2 separate regions of the Homo sapiens genome follow, and region 1 is linked to region 2. Evidence: read pairs that join two places in POLR2A ChIA-PET (ENCODE). Cell type or tissue: Caco-2. All regions are shown on one strand. Links, peaks and the distances in the headings refer to the core of each region. The heading gives the core; the rest is flanking DNA.

Region 1 (11,461 bases), core at 3,046-8,045, 140 kb after region 2:
TAATGTTTACAAAAATGGCAGCTGTATACTATTAAAGATTTGCAGAGAATACAAAGTCAAAATATCAGTAGCCACTGAGAGCTTTAACTGAAGCTCTCAGATAAATATTTAAAGACCTAGGACTTTTAAAGGGACTATTTACAGTGGAATAGTGTCATAAACTGAATTTTGAAAAAACAAACAGAAAGTGTAAAAGAAAGCTCTCCAAGGGACCAATACTTTAATTTCAGGAGTGTTCTCATCCTTTGTAACATGGTATTTTCTATATAGTGTGAAAGGAAAATAAATCTTGGGACCCCAAAATTACTAAGCCAAGGAAAAAGTCAGGCTGGGAAGTGTCAGGCAAACCTGCTTCCCATTTTATTCCTAAATAAGATAGTTACAAAGATAAAAAAGCTATATACCTCATGTAATCATGATTGTGGTATTTTTATTTCTTATTTATTTATTTATCTTTTTGAGATGGAGTCTTGCTGTGTCGCCCAGGCTGGAGTGCAGCGGCGCAATCTCGGCTCACTGCAAGTTCCGCCTCCCGGGTTCACGCCATTCTCCTGCCTCAGCCTCCCGAGTAGCTGGGACTATAGGCGCCCGCCACCACGCCTGGCTCTTTTTTTTGTATTTTTAGTAGAGACGGGGTTTCACCGTGTTAGCCAGGATGGTCTCGATCTCCTGACCTCGTGATTCACCTGCCTTGGCCTCCCAAAGTGCTGGGATTACAGGCATGAGCCACCACACCTGGCCTGATTGTGGTATTTTAAAAAAAAAAGAAAAAAGAAAAAAAGTAAATTAGAAAAAAGCTACATGGCTGGGTGTGGTGGCTCACGCCTGTAATCCCAGCACTTTGGGAGGCCGAGGCAGGCAGATCACAAGGTCAGGAATTTGAGACCAGCCTGACCAACATGGTGGAACCCTGTCTCTACTAAAAAAATACAAAAATTAGCTAAGCGTGGTGGCGCACACCTGTAATCCCAGCTACTTAGGAGGCTTGAACTCGGGAGGCGGAGATTGCAGTGAGCCAAGATTGCACCACGGCACTCCAGCCTGGGCAACAGAGCAGACTCTGTCTTAAAAATAAATAAATAAAAATAAATAAATAAAAGCTACATACCTTCCTCACAATTTGCCCCCAGAGAAATTCCTTGTGGGCCTCAAGATCTTTACCCTAAAACAGTTCTGTTGAATTTCACCCTGGCAATGTAAATTGATAGCTTATCTTTACAGATGAGGGACCGTCCCTCTGCTCACCTGAGACAAAGGCATATCTGATTGCTTCCTCTACTGGTTATGTAAAAATGCAGATTCACTGAGTCATGCTCAGTTATGTATTCAGTGAAAGGCTGATCAAGGACTCCAAAGAATGCAACCTTTTTTTTTTTTTTTTTTTGAGACAGAGTCTGGCTCAGTTGCCCAGGCTGGAGTGCAGTGAGGAGATCTCGGCTCACTGCAGCCTCTGCCTCCCAGGTTCAAGTAATTCTCCTGCCTCAGCCTCCTGAGAAGCTGGGACTAAAGGTGCACCACCATATCCAGCTAATTTTTGTATTTTTTTGGTAGAGAAGGGGTTTCCCTGTGTTAGCCAGGTTAGTCTTGATCTCCTGGTCTCAAGTGATTCCCCCTGCCTTGGCCTCCCAAAGTGCTGGGATTACAGGTGTGAGCCAATGTGCCCGGACTAGAATGCAGTCTTTTGTCTCTTATCTACCTGGACCTGGAAGCCCCAATTTTGAGTTGTCCTGCCTTTTGGGACCAAACCAATGTACATCTTTTTTTCATTTTTTATTTTTTTGAGATGGAGTTTCGCTCTTGTTGCCCACGCTGGATTGCAATGGCACGATCTCAGCCAACTGCAACCTCCGCCTCCCGGGTTCAAGCGATTCTCCTGCCTCAGCCTCCTGAGTAGCTGGGACTACAGGCGCCCGCCACCATGCCTGTTTAATTTTGTATTTTTAGTATACACGGGGTTTCTCCACGTTGGTCAGGCTCAAACTCCCGACCTCAGGTGATCCACCTGCCTCGGCCTCCCGACCTCAGGTGATCCACCCACCTCGGCCTCCCAAAGTGCTGAGATTACAGGCATGAGCCACCGGGCCCGGCCAAACCAATATACATCTTACACATATTGATTGATGTCTCATGTCACTCTAAAATGTATAAAAGCAAGCTGTATCCTGACCATTCTGGCATATGTCCGCAGGACCTCCTGAGGCTGTCTCACGAGTGGTCATTAGCCTTGGCAAAATCAACTTTCTGAAATGACTGAGACCTGTCTCAGATATTTTGGGTTGACAATACACACACACACACACACACACACACACACACACACACAGAGTTTTGGTGACAGGGTTAGAGAAAAATAATATCTACTTTCATGGCTTACAACTCTGGTTTTACAACAGAAGTAAAAAAAATTTTATTCTAATAGCATGATTTATCTTTGCCAATTTTTGAAAATTTTTATTTTATTTTATTTTATTTTTTGGAGAGAAGTGCACAGTCATAGCTCATCAGAACAGAATATCTTACCAGGAGGCATGTCACCCTTGTCTCCTTAAAACCTTTCCCCGCACACACACAAAACACTCTCATTTTGGATTTTGTGCCTATGTTCATGTCATTCCCTCTGTTTGCAATTGCTTTCTTTCCCACCAATCAACTAACTGCGCTAATTACTAAGTCTTGATCTTCTCCTCCATGAAGGCTTCCTGGATTGGTCTAGTCTACAACAGTAGTTCTCAAAGCACAGTACGGCAGCAGCAGTGTCACCTGGGACTGGAAATTCACTCCTGCAACCCCAGACCTACTGAGCTGGCAACCCTGGGGGGCCCAGCACTCTGTGTCATTGAGTCTAAGATGCTTTTGATGTGACTCAGATTAGCTTGTCACTGCTCTAAGGCCATATTGATCCCTCCCTTCTCTGGGTCCCCATGCCACGTACAGTTCACAGTACATCACTTGGAGCTGAATCCCCTTTTAAAGAATTGTTATAGTAGGCTTCCCTAGATTCAGGTAGATTGTCTACTCCCCAGGTAGATATTCAATAAAGATTTAGTGCTTGGCTCTTTGAAAGAAGGTGGTGGCTCATGCCTGTAATCCCAGCACTTTGGGAGGCCAAGGTGGGCGGATCACAAGGTCAGGAGTTCAAACCCGCCTGCCCAATCTGGTGAAACCCCATCTCTAAAAAAAATACAAAAATTAGCTGGGTGTGGCAGCGCATAACTGTAATCCCAGCTACTTGGGAGGCTGAGGCAGGAGAATCGCTTGAACCTGGGAGGCGGAGGTTGCAATGAGCTCAGATTGTGCCATAGCACTCCAGGCTGGGCAACAAGAGTGAAACTTTGTCTCAAAAAAAAAAAAAAAAAATTGAATGCTAAAGGTCACCGCAGCAATCAATGTCATCTTCTGTTGCTGTGGATGTTTATGTTATTATTATTATTATTATTGAGACAAAGTCTCGCTCTGTGGCCCAGGTTGGAGTGCAGTGGTGTGATCTTGGCTCCCTGCAACCTCCACCTCCCGGGTTCAAGCAATTCTCGAGCCTCAGCCTCGCAAATAGCTGGGACTACAGGCCCGACTGATTTTTGTATTTTAGTAGAGACGGGGTTTCACTATGCTGCCCAGGCTGGTCTGTAACTCCTGGCCTCAAGGGATCTGCCCACCTCGGCCTCCCAAAGTGCTGGCATTACAGGCATGAGCCACCACGCTCGGCTGGATGTTCATATTAACACAAGATGCTGTATCAAGACCCACGCGATACTGAACAGACATGACCCTTATCCTTACATGTGAAGATGTGGAATGGTCCTCTCAGGTACATGACTCCACAGGGAATGTATATATTGTCATAATAATTCTACTTACTAACTTTGATTGAGCACCTATTGTGTGCCAGGTAATGTTCTCAGCAGGACTAGCTGCATAATTTGCAGGGCTCAGGGCAAAATGAAAACACAGGGCTCCTTGTTCGAACAGCAGAGAAAAGTGCTGTTAAAGGTACCAAGTACAGGCCGGGCACAGTGGCTTGCGCCCATAATCTCAGCACTCTGGGAGGCTGAGCTGGGAGGATCGTGTGAGCTCAGGAATTTGAGACCAGCCTGGGCAACGTAGTGAGACCTCATCTCTACTTCAGAAAAAAAAAAAATCAGCTAGGCGTGGTGTTGTGCACCTAGTCCCAGCTACTCAGGAGGCCAAGGTGGGAGGCCTGAGCCCGGGAGTTCAAGGCTGCAGTGAGCTATTACTGCACCACAGCATGCCAGCCTGGGCAACTGAGCAAGACCCTGTCTTAAAAAAAAAAAAGGGTACCAAATACAAAGTATTCTTTTTTTCATGATCTATCTGTGTAACTGTCCTGTTTGTAAATCTTCTGTTGAATATTATACTCCCTGCAGCATCAAGGATGCTCCTGGAGGAGTGGGGACGCTCCCAAGGGCTGGGGTCCCTGCCCTACCATTCTGTGTTCACAGGCGCATCCATCTGCCACTGAGCCCCACTCTGACTAGCCACTAGACCAATGCACCATGCCCTGGCTAGGGGCCAGGAGCCTACCACCCAATCTGTGGCAGAGAGGTCACCCTCCAAGGCATTGCAAAGTTTGCACCAGCACACACTAGGTACCTGGGTAGGCAGCAGGCAAGAGGCTTGCCCCCACCGGGGGTGCTCGGGAGCATGCTGTGTGCTCAAGACACCAGGGAACACGTGCCTTACCCTGATCCTCCTGCACCCACACTCAGGCCCTGCCCAGAGTGAAGGGTGGCCAGGTGGCCAGGTGGGAGTGGGGAGGGGGCCATGGAACCCAGGGTGCAGGGGACAGGGGAATGGGCAGTCAGGAACCTGCCAGGGGGAGGCAGGGAGGTGGGACCACACACTGCACTACAAGTCCATGATGCATGCGCACTCCATTGCCCTGTGGGAACAGAAATTCAAAGACAAAATCATTAAGAATTTCAGGCTGGGTGCAGTGGCTCATGCTTGTAATCCCAGCACTTCGGGAGGCTGAGGCAGATCTCATGAGGTCAAGAGTTCGAGACCAGCCTGGCCAACATGGTGAAACCACATCTCTACTAAAAATACAAAACTTAGCTGGGTGTGGTGGCACGCACCTGTAATCCCAGCTACTCAGGAGGCTGAGGCAGGAGAATCACTTGAACCTGGGAGGCGGAGGTTACAGTGAGCCGAGATCGTGCCATTGCACTCCAGTCTGGGTGACAAGAACAAAACTCCATATCAAAAAAATAAAAAATAAAGAATTTCAAGATGATGACTGCAGAACATTCAGTCCCAAGTGTGGGACCCTTTTGAGCATGGGGACGCTGTGTCACGGCACTAACAGCATACCCCTGAAGCCAGCCTCGTTCTGAGACTTTTGTGAGACTTATTAAATCTCCACGCAAGCCTATAAGGGTATTGTCCCCAATTAGCAGACAAGGAAGTTGAGGCATAGACAAGTGGCCTGCCCAAGATTGCTTAGCTGGGCGGATGGGTGGGGTGATACCAGCCCAGTCTCACCCACATCTGCCTGCTTCACCTTGCTCATTGCTGCTCTTCAGAGAATATTTGCAGAGCAATAGAAATTCAGAAGGACAGCCAAATAGTTACAGCTCATGCTCGTCCAGTTGGCATTAAAGCTCTGTCCTCACTGCAGTCCCCACCCCCCACCAATGGTTTGTTGATCCTCTCCCATAGCAGAAGCAGGAACACTGAAACCATGATAGGTATGAGCTCAGGAGACGTTCCCAGGAGATCTGCCTATGGCCTTGGGGAAAACTGGTAGAGCTGGTTGGAGCTGGCCCTCTCCCCAGCTGCCTTCCACAATTAGCTCAGGGGGCACACTTAGTCCCTCCTGGAGGTTTCACGACCTGGCACCAGATGCAGACCCTGGTCAGCTCTGTTAAGGAAGGACTCTGTGAGCAGGTGCTGGTGTCAGCCAGGACTTGGGGTAATCTTCTAGAACTTTACTGTAGTTTTTTCAGTGTCCACACTTCCTGGAATTCGTCTAGTTTATTTCACTGAAAGTGGGCAGGATCTTTGAAAAGACACTCTCAAAAGAATTGGATTCCCCTTATCTATTCAGCATTTCCTTTGTCACCAAAGTGATCAGTCAGAAGTAGTTAGAAAGTAGCCCCAACACGGCCGGGCACAGTGGCTCACGCCTGTAATCCCAGGACTTTGGGGGGCCGAGGCGGGTGGAGCACGAGGTCTGGAGTTCTTAGACCAGCCTGGCCAACATGATGAAACTCTGTCTCTCCTGACAATACAAAAATTAGCTGAGTGTGATGGCAGGCGCCTGTAATCCCACATACTCAGGAGGCTGAGGCAGGAGGATCGCTTGAACCCGGGAGGTGGAGATTGCAGTGAGCTGAGATTGCACCACTGCACTCCAGCCTGGGCGACAGAATGAGATTCTGTCTCAAAAAAAAAAAAAAAAAAAAAGTAGCCTCAAAAATTTAGACAAACTAGTGGTGTGCTGGTAATTGTTTTGTAAACAGCTCTCTGGAATACATTTTTTTTTTCTTTTTTTTTTTTGAAGCGGAGTCTCATTGTTGCCCAGACCTGAGTCCAGTGGCCTGATCTTGGCTCACTGCAACCTCTGCCTCCTGGGTTCAAGTGATTTTCCTGTCTCAGCCTCCTGAATAGCTGGGATTACAGGTGCCTGCCACCACACCTGGCTAGTTTTTGTATTTTTAGTAGAGATGGGGTTTCACCATGTTAGCCAGGCTGGTCTCGAACTCCTGACCTCAGGTGAGCTGTCCTGCTTGGCCCCCCAAAGTACTGGAATTACAGGTGCCACCGTGCCTGGCCTGGAATACATTTTTTTCAAAGGTGCTGTTTGTAGCTTTTAATGATTTCTATGGTGCTGATATTCCACTAAAACAAATTTCAGGCTACCAGGGTGATATCTCCCTGGTTGCAAAATCCCTGAAATTTTGCCAGTCTGCTCCTGCAGGCTGGTAAGACCCAATGTGTTTCCGTCCAGCACACCTCTTGACATGGACCTTCCATCAAGGACACCAAAGTGCTTTAGGTGAGTGTCCTAATTGTTCCAGTGATTTGGGGGCAAGCTGGAACAAGGAAAAAGAGCTATAATACAGTCATATCAATTTTACAGCTGAGCATACTGAGGTTCCAACACATAATATTTTGCCGCGGGTGCCCCAGCAAAGGCCCAAGCCTTAGATAAGGAGGCTGTTGAACAGCTTCCAGCTGAGACCATGTCACATGGCTGAGGTATGGAGATGGCTAAGGTGTGCCACCCTAGAGGCTATAGTCTTTAGGAAGGAAAGACCTTGAGAACAAGAGGAAGTAGTGACCAGATGCCTAAGTGGCGTGATTGATTGATTGATTGATTTTGAGATGGAGTTTCATTCACTCTTGTCGCCCAGGCTGGAGTGCAGTGGCATGATGTTGCTCGCTTTAACTTTGGCCTACCAGGCTCAAGCGATTCTCCTGCATCAGCCTCCCTAGTAGTTGGGATTACAGGCTCCCGCTACCGCGTCCAGCTAATTTTTTTGTATTTTTTGTAGAGACGGAGTTTCATCATGTTGGCCTGGCTGGTCTCGAACTCCTGAGCTCAGGTGATCCACCCGCCTCGGCCTCCCAAAGTGTGGGGATTATTATTATTATTACTGAGACGGAGTCTCGCTCTGTTGCCCAGGCTAGAGTGCAGTGGCACGATCTCAGCTCACTGCAACCTCCACCTCCCAGGTTCAAGCGATTCTCCTGTCTCAGCCTCCCGAGTAGCTGGGATTAGAGGCATACGCCATCACGTTTGGCTAATTTTTGTCTTTTTAGTAGAGATGGGCTTTCACCATGTTGGCCAGGCCGGTCTTGAACTCCTGACCTCAAGTGATCTGCCCCCCTCGGCCTCCCAAACTTCTGGGATTACAGGCGCGAGCCACTGCTCCCGGCCATTGTTTTTGAGACAAGATCTCTGTCATCCAGACTGGAGTGCAGTCGCATGATCATGGCTCACTGTAGCCTCAATCTCCTGGGCTCAAGCAATCCTCCCGTCTCAGCCTCCTGAGTAGCTGGGACCACAAGTGTGTACCACCACGACCGGCTAATTTTTTTGTTTTTTTATTTTTTAGTAGATATGAGGTCTGTCTATGTTGTGCAGGCTGGTCTCAAACTCCTGAGCTCAAGTATGCTCCTGCCTTGGCCTCCCAAAGTGCTGGAATTACAGGCATCAGCCACCGTACCTGGCCTACCCGGTGTGATTTGAAAGATGCTGCGAAATTCTCAGAGGAGGGATAGATGCTCTAGGCCTCTCCTCCATACTCAGGAGAGATAACATGGGGATGGTGGCAAAAAGAATCAAGTGACTTCAACAATTTCATTTAGTTGTAGAAAAAGCATTGACCCTGGCTGGGTGTGGTGGCTCACGCCTGTAATCCCAGCACTTTGGGAGGCCGAGGCAGGCGGATCATGAGGTCAGGAGATCGAGACCATCCTGGCTAACACAGTGAAACCCCTCTCTACTAAAAATACAAAAAATTAGCTGAGCGTGGTGGCATGTGCCTGTAGTTCCAGCTACTCGGGAGGCTGGGGCAGGAGAATTGCTTGAACCCGGGAGGCAGAGCTTGCAGTGAGCCAAGATTGCACCACTGCAGTCCAGCCTGGGTGACCGATCAAGACTTCGTCTCAAAAAAAAAAAAAAAAAAGAAAAAAAAGAAAAAAAAAAAGCAATGACCCATAAAGAAAGAGCCTGTTTGCTCCTATATATTTAAATCACATTTGGCCGGGTGCGGTGGCTCACACCTGTAATCCCAGCACTTTGGGAGGCTGAGGTGGGCAGATCACTTGAGTCCAGGAGTTCAAGACCAGCCTGGCCAACATGGTGAAACCCCATCTTTAATAAAAATACAAAAGTTAGCCGGGTGTGGTGGTGCGTGCCTGTTATCCCAGCTGCTTGGGAGGTTGAGGCATGAGAGTTGCTTGAACTTGGGAGGCGGAGGTTGCAAGATCATGCCATTGCACTCCAGCCTGGGCAACAGAGTGGGACTCTGTCTCAAAAAAATAAAAAATAAAAACAAATAAATAAATAACTCACATTTGACTGCCAGCTGGATTTCTCTTGAGTTTTTCTCCTATCACCCCTCCTCCAATATTCTTACTAGTATCACCATCGTTACCAGTATTCATCGTATATATTCTCAGAGTTTTCTTTAATCAAACTTGGCCTTGCTAGCTCTTAGAAAGAGTTTCCATTAGGGCAACATTACTATCAAATATCTTTTTTTTTTTTTTTTTTTTTTTTTTGAGACGGTCTCACTCTGTCACCCAGGCTGGAGTGCAGTGGTGCTATCTCAGCTCACTGCAACCTTGGCCTCCTGGGTTCAAGCGCTTCTCGTGCCTCAGCCTCCCGAGTAGCCGGGACTACAGGCATGCGCCACCAGATTCAGCTAATTTTTGTATTTTTTGGTAGAGACAAGGTTTCACCATGTTGGCCAGGCGGTTTCACCATGTTGGCCAGGCTGGTCTTGAACTCCTGACCTCAAGTGATCCGCCCACCTCGTCTTCCCAAAGTGCCAGGATTACGGTTGTGAGCCACCACGCCCAGCCCCAAATATCTCTTTATATAGCTATGGGTGGCTACGAGGGACACATTTGATGGAATGCGATCCGAGGCCTCTGGAGAGATTTTTCATGGGCATGTATCTGTTGGGAAGAACCTCAGGGTGGAGGCCATTCCTCTTTCTAAATTAGCTAGTGTAGAAGACAGGGCAAAGTTCTCATAAAATTTCTAACATCGACGAGAGTGTTGGCATTAGAAATGAGAAGACAGAAAAAGTATGAAAATGCAAAAATGGAAAATGTACATAAATACAAAATTTTATTAAATAGTATTCATTGATTTTAAATGTATACAACATGCTTGTTGGTATTTAAAAATAGAATGATGGAGGATGATTTGGTGGGAGTAATTGTTTGAAAAAAAAATCAATTTAACATCACTTTGCTTTCCACTTCTGCTGCCAAGAAATCTCAGGCAGTATCTTCTAATTCAAACATAAGTGTCTCCAGAAACCTTTGGATCACATATTACAAAGCCCCATCTGTTTTACCCTCTCAAAATTAGCATTTTAGCTTAATTCACTTATACATTTTCTGACATTAGCTTGATTCTTCTCTTCTTCCTTTTTGTCATCTTAAATCACACCTGGCATCTTTTAGATTTGGATTCAACTGAAAAAATAATTTTTAGCTATTTTAAGTCCTTTTTAGTAGTAAGCAGAGTGTAAATAAAATTTAAAGCATAATGATGCAAACATATATACAGCTAATGTTTCTTGCAGGATTGTTTACAATAGCAAAAACTGGAAACAAATGTCTATGGATTGAGAGGTGGTTAAAACAATAATTGCTAAATCATTAATAATTCTTAAAAGGAGTGAAATATATATGTGTGTGTATATATCTATATCCTGATATGTATGCAAGGCTGTATATGATCTATGTAAGTGGAAAAAAGCAAGTTGAAAAAACAGCAAACAGATAGTTTTATATGTTGAAAAAAATCAAGGCTGTTCAAAAAAGGTATCTTTGTGTAAGGGCATAGAAAGTAGCTTGCAAGGCACACACTAAGTGAGGAATGTGATTTGCTCTGGAGGGGAACAGGGTAAAGGCAAAGGTGGCAAGGGGACAGTCCCATTTTTCCCGTCGGCTTCTGGTATGCTTGAATTTTCTACAATATGAATGTGTGGGCCGGCGTGGTGGCTGATCACAAGGTCAAGAGTTTTAGATCAGACTGACCAACATGGTGAAACCCTGTCTCTACTAAAAATACAAAAATTATCCAGACATGGTGGCGTGTGCTTGCAGTCCCAGCGACTCGGGAGGCTGAGGCAGAAGGATCGCTTGAACCTGGGAGAGCGGTTGTAGTGAGCTGAGATCGTGCCACTGCACTCCAGCCTAGGCGACAGAGTGAGACTCCGTTTAAAAAAAAAAGTGTGCATGTATGTGTTATTTTGCAATTAGAAAGTCCAAACCAAGGCCAGGCATGGTGGCTCATGCCTGTAATCCCAGCATTTTGGGAGGCAGAGGCAAGAGGATCACTTGAGCCCAGGAGTTCAAGACCAGACTGGGCAACATGGCAAAACCCCATCTCTACAAAAAAAAAAAAAAATTAGCAGAGTTTGGTGGCTCATGCCTGTAGTCCCAGCTATGCGGGAGGCTGAGATGGGAGGATTACTTGAGCCCAGCAGGTAGGGGCTCCAGGGAACTGTGTTCACACCATTGCACTCCAGCCTGGGTGCCAGAGGGAGACCCTGTCTCAAAAAAAGAAAAAAAAAATCCAAAGCAAAAACTATTAAATGACCAAGCATATATAATAAAATAACACATGTCACAAGGGCCATCACAAATTTCTGAAGGTTTCCTTTCTACTCCTATTTTGAATCATTTCCTACTCAAGGCAAAATAAAAAGAATTTTTAAAAAAAATTTTAAAAATAGAGATGGGGCTGGGCGGG
Region 2 (10,015 bases), core at 827-5,826:
AAACTAATGCCTTTAAATTCTTTGAATTGTACTAAATACGGTATAGAAATGAGTAAAAGAAAAATTAATAACACATAAGAGCAACAAGATATTACACATAAAAACTTGGAAACTGACAAAGCAGTACTCAGATAATGTCAGTGTTTTAAATTATTTCGCAGTATTTTAAACTCTTTAAAAGAAAAAGGCTGGGTAAGGTGGCTCACACCTGTAACCCCAGCACTTTGGAGGGTCGAGTTAGATGGATCATTTGAGTGCAAGAGTTCAAGACCAGCCTGGCCATCATGGCGAAACCCCATCTCTACCAAAAAAAAAATTCAAAAATTAGGCAAACATGGTGGCGTGCCAGTAATTCCAGCTAAAGAAAAAAAACAAAGAAGGGAGGGAGGGAGGAAATAGAAAGAAAAAATACAAATCAACTCAGTATTTAATTGAAAAACATAAAACATTTAAAAAGTGAAAAACAGCTGGCTGTGGTGGCTCACATCTGTAATCCCAGCACTTTGGGAGGCTGAGGCAGATATATCACCTGAGGTCAGGAGGTCACGAACAGCCTGGCCAACATGGTGAAACTCCGTCTCTACTAAAAATACAAAAATTAGCCAGGTGTTGTGGCGTGTGCCTGTAATCCCAGCTACTTGGGAGGCTGAGGCACAAGAATCGCTTGAACCTGACAGATGGAGGTTGCAGTGAGCTGATATCATGCCACTGCACTCCAGCCTGGGCGACAGAGTGAGACTGTCTCAAACACACAAACAAAAAAAAGGGGGGTGGGGGGGGGGGGACAATATGAAATAAAAGAATAATATGAAAAAAGAATAAAACAAAGAACTATGTTTTAAACAATAAGAAATCCATTTAAGTCTTGTTCTCATAAAAAAGTTAACCAACCTAGGCCAGGCACAGTAACTCACGCCTGTAATCCTAGTACTTTGGGAGGCCGAGGTGGGTGGATCACCTGAGGTCAGGAGTTCAAGACCAGCCTGGCCTACGTGGCGAAACCTCGTCTCTACTAAAAATACAAAAATTAGCTGGACGTGTTGATGCACATCTGTAATCCCAGCTACTCAGGAGGCTGAGGCAGGAGAATCGCTTGAACCCAGTGGGCAGGAGGTGCAGTGAGCCGAGATCACACCATTGCACTCCAGCCTGGGCAACAAGAGTGAAACTCTGTCTCAAAAAAAAAAAGTTAACCAACCTAAACCATGAAGGAGCTATAACATAATAATATATTAAAAATTAAGGTGACCAGCCGGGCGTAGTGGCTCACACCTGTAATCCCAGCACTCTGAGAGGCCGAGGCAGGCAGATCACCTGAGGTAGGGAGTTCGAGACCAGCCTGACCAACATGGAGAAACCCCGTCACTACTAAAAAAAATACAAAAACAAAAAGAAAAATTAGCTGGGCATGGTGGCACATGCCTGTAATCCCAGCTACTCGAGAGGCTAAGGCAGGAGAATTGCTTGAACCTGGGAGGCAGAAGTTGCGGTGAGCCGAGATTGCACCACTGCACTCCAGCCTGGGCAACAAGGGCGAAATTCTATCTCAAAAAGAAAAAAAAATTGAAGTAATCAAAGCCTAAATGGTTTTATAATTAAACTACTAAAAACTATCAAAAAGTCGGTCTTAACCAAAAATAAAAAAAAGGAAGTACCTGACTCAGAATTCCAACAAACATTGTCAAAAACTATGAATGAAAATAAAAACTGAGAACAATCCTATTGAATATAATCAGAATGCCAGGATGATTCAACATTAGAAATTTGTTAATGTTACATAACAAGTCAAGCAGTCAAAATAGCATCACTTCAAACTTCACAGGGGGAAAGGGGAAAGAAGGCAGAACTAAATAAAAAGACTACAAAACCTGAAAGATGAAAAAGGGTGAATTAGGGAGAAAACACTCTAAGGTGGATCTTATTGTTCATGGACAAAAAGAAAGAACATCTTTAGAATTTATTAAGTAGTTGTTTTTAGGCTGGGCACGGTGGCTCACGCCTGTAATCCCAGCACTTTGGGAGGCTGAGGTGGGTGGATCACGAGGTCAGGAGATCGAGACCATCCTGGCTAACACGGTGAAACCCCGTCTCTACTAAAAATATACAAAAAAATTAGCCGGGCGTGGTAGTGGGCGCCTGTAGTCCCAGCTACTCGGGAGGCTGAGGCAGGAGAATGGCGTGAACCCGGGAGGCAGAGGTTGCGGTGAGCTGAGATCACACCATTGCACTCCAGCCTGGGCAACAAGAGAGAAACTCCGTCTCAAAAAAAAAGAATTTATTAAGTAGTTGTTTTTAAATTTGATAGAAAACATTAAAATAAAGTGGAAAGAAGGGATAAGAAAATTTGATCAATCCAACAGCAGGCAGAAAAGGAATGAAAACAAATGGTACATAGAAAATAACATAAAAAGATAAATATAAATATGAATTTTCACAGTAAACATAAATGGCTTAAACTGTCATAATGATAAAAAAATTAATTTACTTGGATAACATAAGAGAACTTCAGATTACATAAAGCAAACATTTACAGAACAAAGAGAAATTGGTAACTAATCATTAGAGAGATATTAACATCCCACTGTCGGAAACTGATAGATGAAACATTATAGTTTGAAGCATTTTAAACAAGTATTTGGACAACACATTGAGCAAGCATTACTAGATTACTCTATCAATCTTCCTTTGTGTCTGACTCTGTTCAAACACAGTGGATACAGAAATAAATAAAACAAAATCCCTCCTGTCACAAAACTACATTCTAGTGAGAAGAGACAACAGTAAACAAGTATTACACATACAACATCCAACAAAAGAAAGCAAAGAAAAAGGGACTAGCTATTTTAAATAACAGATTTATAAAATAAATGTTTTAAAATAAAATTTTGTAAGGAGCCACTTTAGCACAGAACTGAAGATGAAGCAAACCATACAGATATCTGGGAGAAAAGCATTGCAGTAGAAGTAACAGCAAATGCAAAATTCTTGAGATGAGAGCAAGTGAGGGGGGTTAGAGGGACAAGAAGGATATACGGTGGCTGGGGCAGAGTCAGCGGTAGGGGGTAAGAAGGCATGAGGTCTAAGAATTTTTTTTTAATAGGATCACTTTTTGTTTAGAAACCTGTAGACCAATACAAGAACTGGGGACTGGGAGACTAGAAATCCTCGAAACAATCCCAACATGGCTGCTTCAAAGAAAATAGAGAATGACAAAATAATTCACATGCCATTATGGAGGTAGAGTTTACTTTTCATCTTTCTTTTGTGATTTTTCATAATCATAAACATCCACTTTTAAAGAAATTGGAAACCGTATGGTTTAGCTGACTTTTTAACTTAATCTCTCAGACCCATGTTTTGCTCTACTTTGAGTTTTTTCTCCACTATCTTGACCATCACTGTCTATGCTGTTGTTTGTTTTGGCACAACTGGCTTTATTTCAAGCTCGTTCTGTCTAGTTTATAATCTCTATCAACATATCAGTTATCTGCATTGCCCTACTTACTCCTTAAAAAATAATTTTGATTTTAATTTTTGCTTTTCAAATTTTTCTTCTGATTTCTATTCTTGGTTTTGGCACTAGGAAGACATGCTTTTTACGTTGATCAATTCATCAGAATTCCTTTCCTTCTGGGCAATGGACCAACTTATTGACATCATGTCATTTTCGAATTCTTTTATTTCATCGGTGTCCTTATTGCTGCTCATTGGCTTCTGCCATGTGACTTTTCTGACTAATCAAACACTATATTCTGAATGCAAAGATAATGGTCATACTCTTCAAAACCCTATCAGTTGCCAACTTTCATATTTAAACAGCAAAATAGATACATGTTTTATATTTCCATATTGAGTCAGATATTTCCAGTTTCAGTTTTTAAGGAAAGTTTGAAGTCTAATTACAAATGACAACATGAAGATTATTTATTTTAACCCTTCTTTGGGTTTTCTTCGTTCCCCTCTTTTTCCTGTCTCTTAACCCTTTCATTTCAGTGTTCTTCACTTCACTTTATTACCAAGAAATGTGAAGTAAAAGAATACAACTAACTTTATTTGAGAAAATTTTCTACCAAAACTTTATGTTCCATATTAATCTCAGAATCTGAAACCAACTTGAGTTCCTAAAGTAACATAGGAGACTTCTACATAAAGCCACATGGGAGTAAGACAGGTCAAAATTACCCTCCAGCCCAAACAACTAGGAAACCAGACAAATATAAGAAACAACCTTATTATAAGACACTGGGCAACAGGTATGGCGAAGGGAACAAAGGGAAAGAAACAGGGTGACCCCTACCATGGCACAGGCTTTCTGCTTGGCATTAATTTAGAAACTACCACACAGAGATAGGAACCCAAAATGAGAGCTGAAATGAGAAGACAGAAATCATAGGTTCAGGTGGCTCAAGAAGACTAGAATTTGTGGGACAGACTACCCAAGAGAAGAGAGGTATTCAGAGAAAGAGCTCCAGAAATCTGCAGAGGGATACCCTTGAGTTTCAACTGAATACCAATCTGCACATGTGTGATGTGAAATCCCAGAAGACTGAACAAGAACAACTTCCAGGGAGAGAGCAATTACAGAAGAACAATTCCCAGAGCTCACAGAAAGCTGCGAATCAACTGTATTGTCTCTAGCCAACTGTATTGTCTTTAGCCAGAGTGGCAAGACCTCAATGACTATGTAACACATTCAGCAGAGACCAGAGTGAGACACACCTTTAGGAGCAGGGCTAAATGAGCCACAGAACAAATGCTATTCTAGACCATCCCTAAAAGAGCTGACAAATAAGTCTCAACTTATCCTGAGAGTGACTCTGTATGAAAAAAATAAATAAGTCTCAACTGAACAATAATGATTCCCAACTTAACTACTGGGCATAATCCAATAATCCAGCTATTATAAGTATGCCTCATATGCGCAAGAATGTAAAGAAAACATGAATATGAGAGAAACAGAAGATATTAAAAATAACATGGAACTCAAAGGTAACATCAAAAGATAACATCAAATGTAAATTTCAGGCCGGGTGTGGTGGCTCACGCCTCTAATCCCAGCACTTTGGGAGGCTGAGGCGGGCAGATCACAAGGTCAGGAGATCGAGACCATCCTGGCTAACATGGTGAAACCCCATCTCTACTAAAAATACAAAAAATTAGCCGGGCGCGTGGTGGCAGGTGCCTGTAGTCCTAGCTATTTGGGAGGCTGAGGCAGGAGAATGGTGTGAACCCAGGAGGTGGAGACTGCAGTGAGCCGAGATTACACCACTGCACTCCAGCCTGGGTGACAGAGCGAGACTCCGTCTCCAAAAAAAAAAAGAAAAGAAAAAAAGAAAAAAATGCAAATTTCACATTGAAAAGTTAACATGTGATTAGAAATGACAAAAGAAGATCATTATCCCTAAAGACATAACAAAAAAAAATCTATTCAAAATAAAGAACAGTATGAAAAATGACAACACAGCTACAGTGCCCTGTGGAATAATAGCAACCTACCTAACTAATATGTGTGAGGTTGGGGTTAAAGGGATAGGGACAAAAAAATTGTTTAGTGAAATAATTAGCTGTAAATTTTAAAAGCTGTATTATTATAAGCCCACAGATCCAAGCACAACAAAATCTGAAACAGACAGACACACACACACACACACACACACACACACACACACGTACCAGTAAGGTACTTTATAGTCAAATTGCTGAAAAAGATTAATAAAGAGAAAATATTAAAAGCAGCAAAAGAAAATACACATTGCTTAAAGGGGGAATAAAGTAAAAATGACTGCAGGCTTCTTGTCTGAAACTATGTAAGCCAGAAGACAGTAAAAAACATATTTAAAGTACTAAGGAGAAAATTAAAGGAAAAACCCTTCTAAACACTGAACAAAACATGCAGCAAAAAAAAGTATCCTTCAAAAGCAACAGTAGGCTGGGTGCAGTGGCTCACGCCTATAATCCCAGCACTTTGGGAAGCCGAGGCAGGCGGATCACCTGAGGTCGAGTTCGAGACCAGCCTGGCCAAGATGGTGAAACCCTGTCTCTGCTAAAAATACAAAAATCAGCCAGGAATGGTAGCAGGCGCCTGTAATCCCAGCTACTCTGGAGGCTGAGGCAGAATTGCTCCAACTAGGGAGGTGGAGGTTGCAGTGAGCAGAAATCGCACCGCTGCACTCCAGCCTGGGCGGCAGAGTGAGACCCTGTCTCAAACAAACAAACAAACAAACAAACAGTTAACTAAAAACTTCCTCCTTTTTTCTTTTCTTCTTTTGAGATGGAGTCTCGCTATATTGCTCAGGCAGGTCTTGAATTCCTGGTCTCAAGCGATCCTCCCACCTTGGCTTCCCATAGGGCTGGGATTACAGGCATTAGCCTCCCGGCCCAGTGTTTTGTTTTGAAGTGTGCTTTGTCTGATATTAACATAGCCACTCCAGCTTAATTTGATTAGTGTTGGCATGTTTTATCTTTCTCTTTATGTCATTTTATTTCAATTGTCTTTCAGGTAGACAGAATATAATTAGGTCTAAAATAGATTCTATTAGTGGGGCATAGTGGCATGTGCCTGTAGTCCTGGGTACTCAGGAGGATGAGGTGGGACGAACACCTGACAAAAACAACCCAACTCAAAAATGAGCAAAGAACTTCCACAGACATTTTCCAAAGAAGTTATACAAATGACCAAAAAAACATGAAAAGATGCTCACGATGACTATTAGAAAAATGAAAAATCAAAACTAAGATATACCACCTCACACCCATTAGGATGGCTACTGTGAAAAATAAAAAAAAGAATAACAAATGTTGGCAAGGACGTGGAGAAACTGAAACACTAGTGCACAGGTGTAGGGAACATAAAATGATATGGGCCCTGGAAAACAGTACGGCAGTTTCTCAAGCAGTTAAAAATAGAATTGCCATATGATCCACAAATTCCACCTCTGGGTATACACCAAAAAGAATCAGAAGCAGAGTCTCCAAAGAGATATTTATACACCCATGTTCACAGCAGCATTATTCACAATAAATAAAACATAATTAACAGTTAAGTAAAATGTGGTACAGACATACCACATTGGCAGTATGTCTATGGTGGAATACTATGCAGCCTTAAAAAGGAAGGAATTTCTGACATATGCGATACTACAACATAAATGAACCTTGACAACAATCTCCTAAGTGAATTAAACCAGTCACAAAGAAAAAAAAATAGTGGATGATTCCACTTATATAAGGTACTAAGAGTAGCTAAAATCAGAGACGGAAAGTGGAACGGTGGTTGCCAGAGGCTGAGAGAAGGGAGAAACTGGGAGTTATTGTTTAATGGCTATAAAGTATGAGTTTAACAAGATTTTTTAAAAAGCTATGAAAATGGATAGTGTCTACATTATGAATGTATCTCACATCACTAAAATGTACACTTAAAAATAGTTAAGGGGTTGGGTGGCCACAGACGGCCGGGCGGGATGTAACCAGCCGCTGAGCTGCAGCCCTTCCGTGTCCGCAGGCTTCGGCCCGGCCGCCGCCGCCCATCAGCTATGGAGGAGCTTTACAACTTCCCGGCCTGCAGAGCCGGGCGCAGCAAGGGCCAGACGCGGCGCGAGCTGGCGCTGCGAGCCAACGGGCCGGCGCCTGGCGGGCACGATCGCAAGGTCGCGCAGAAGCTCCTCAATGGCCAGCGCCAGTTGCAGCCCCGGCCGCACCCTTGCCTCACCTGAGCCTGGGCTCTTGCTCTTGCGGAATCCACAGGTCTTTCTTGAAGAAATCTGTAGTCAGAACTCTGTGCTGCATTTTTATCCAGAGAAGGAACAGGAAGAGAAGAGTGTGGTCTCCTAGAAATCTAGCACTGGAGAAACGAGGAAAATTCTTCCAAGGATGGTCTCCCACTCAGAGCTGAGGAAGCTTTTCTACTCAGCAGATGCAGTGTGTTTTGATGTTGACAGCACGGTCATCAGAGAAGAAGGAACCAACATTCAAAGCAGCTGCCAACTATTCCAAGTTTCCCAGCTGGAGGAGCCCTGACCTGCACCTTCGCAGAAGCCCTGAAGCAGACACCCCAGGGAGCACCTACCAGGGGCACCCCCGGCTGGCACCAGCATACAAAGTGAGACAGGGTCTCGCCTTATTTCGCAGGCTGGTCTGGAACTCCTGAGCTCAAACAATCTACCCACCTCGGCCTCCCAAAGTTCTGGGATTACAGGTGTGAGCCACCTTACCCAGAGAGGCGAACCTGGATTGGGAAAGTCGACATTAATCAACTCATTATTCCTTACAGATTTGTATGCTCCAGAGTATCCAGGTCCTTCTCATAGAATTAAAAAGACTATACAGGTGGACAATCCAAAGTTTTAATCAAAGAAGGTGGTGTTCAGTTGCTGCTCACAATAGCTGACACCCCAGGATTTGGAGATGTAGTGGATAATAGTAATTGCTGGCAGCCTCTTATCGATTACATTGATAGTAAATCTGAGGACTACCTAAATGCAGAATCACGAGTGAACAGACGTCAGATGCCTAATAGCAGGGTGCAGTGTTGTTTATACTTCATTGCTCCTTCAGGACATGAACTTAAACCATTGGATATTGAGTTTATGAAGCGTTCGCATGAAAAAGTGATTATCATCCAACTTATTGCCAAAGCAGACACACTTATACCAGAGGAATGCCAACAGTTTAAAAAACAGATAATGAAAGAAATCCAAGAACATAAAATTAAGATATATGATTTTCCAGAAATAGATGATGAAGAAGAAAATAAACTTGCTAAAAAGGTAAAGGACTGTTTACCTCTTGCTGTGGTAAGCTAGTAATACTATCATTGAAGTTAATGGCAAAAGGGTCAAAGGAAGGCAGTATCCTTGGGGTGCTGCTGAAGTTGAAAATGGTGAACATTGTGATTTTACAATTCTAAGAAATATGCTGATAAAAACACACACTCAGGACTTGAAAGATGTTACTAATAATGTCCACTATGAGAACTACAGAAGCAGAAAACTGGCAGCTGTGACTTATAATGGAGTTGATAACAACAAGAATAAAGGGCAGCTGACTAAGAGCCCTCTGGCACAAATGGAAGAAGAAAGAAGGGAGTATGCAGCTAAAATGAAGAAGATAGAGATGGAGATGGAGCAGGTGTTAGAGATGAAGGTCAAATAAAAAGTTCAAAAACTAAAGGACTCTGAAGCTGAGCTCCAGTGGCGCCGTGAGCTAATGAAAAAGAATTTGGAAGCACAGCACAAAGAATTAGAGGAAAAACGTCGTCAGTTTGAGGATGAGAAGGCAAACTGGGAAGCTCAACAACATATTTTAGAACAGAACTCTTCGAGAACCTTGGAAAAGAACAAGAAGAAAGGGAAGATCTTTTAAACTCTCTATTGACCACCAGTTACGTATTAGTTGCCAATATGCCAGCTTGGACATCAGTGTTTGTTGGATCCGTTTGACCAATATGCACCAGTTTCATCCATAATGATGGATTTAACAGCGTGACAAAAATTATTTTTTCTTGTTTTTCTTGATGGAGATTAAGATGCCTTGAATTGTCTAGGGTGTTGTGTACTTAGAAAGTAACAGCTCTAAGTACCTTTCCTACATTTTCTTTTTCTTTTTTTTATTAAACAGATATCTTCAGTTTAATACAGGAGAACATTTTACTGTTGTACAATCATGTTCTCGTGGTTTGATTGTTTACAGCCTATTCCAAAATAAAAGGACTGTGGAAGGTTAAAAAAAAAAAATAGTTAAGGGCCAGGAGCAGTGGCTCACACCTGTAATCCCAGCACTTTGGAAGGCCAAGGCAGGCAGATCACTTGAGGTCAGGAGTTCGAGACCAGCCTGGCCAACATGGCAAAATCCTGTCTCCACTAAAAATACAAAAGTTGGCCGGGCATGGTGGCACGTGCCTGTAATCCCAGTTACTTGGGAGGCTGAGGCAGGAGAATCACTTGAACCTGGGAAGCAGAGACTGCAGTGAACCAAGATCACGCCACCACACTCCAGCCTGGGCAACAGAGTGAGGCCC

What was found. ChIA-PET counts read pairs that join two places held together with the same protein. Peaks named below come from ENCODE experiments on the same cell type or tissue, not always from the same donor. Only the 100,000 strongest peaks of a DNase experiment are listed, where the experiment ranks them.
Region 1: POLR2A ChIA-PET joins it to region 2 with 5 read pairs; 5 of 35 experiments call an interaction of 5 or more read pairs at or near these places.

What each region holds. Positions count from the first base shown.
Region 1 is chr7:152,498,880-152,510,340 of GRCh38, forward strand. No RefSeq gene overlaps it. Among named protein-coding and RNA genes, the nearest start is that of LINC01003, 40 kb to the left of the region's middle. RefSeq lists an enhancer at 1,030-1,530. In Caco-2, for the core only: no CTCF peak of the experiment used is centred there; a DNase peak (open chromatin) is centred at 5,712.
Region 2 is chr7:152,359,302-152,369,316 of GRCh38, forward strand. The region is part of intron 1 of KMT2C (lysine methyltransferase 2C); the gene reads right to left. It also overlaps the pseudogene SEPTIN7P6. Among named protein-coding and RNA genes, the nearest start is that of KMT2C, 72 kb to the right of the region's middle. In Caco-2, for the core only: no CTCF peak of the experiment used is centred there; no DNase peak of the experiment used is centred there.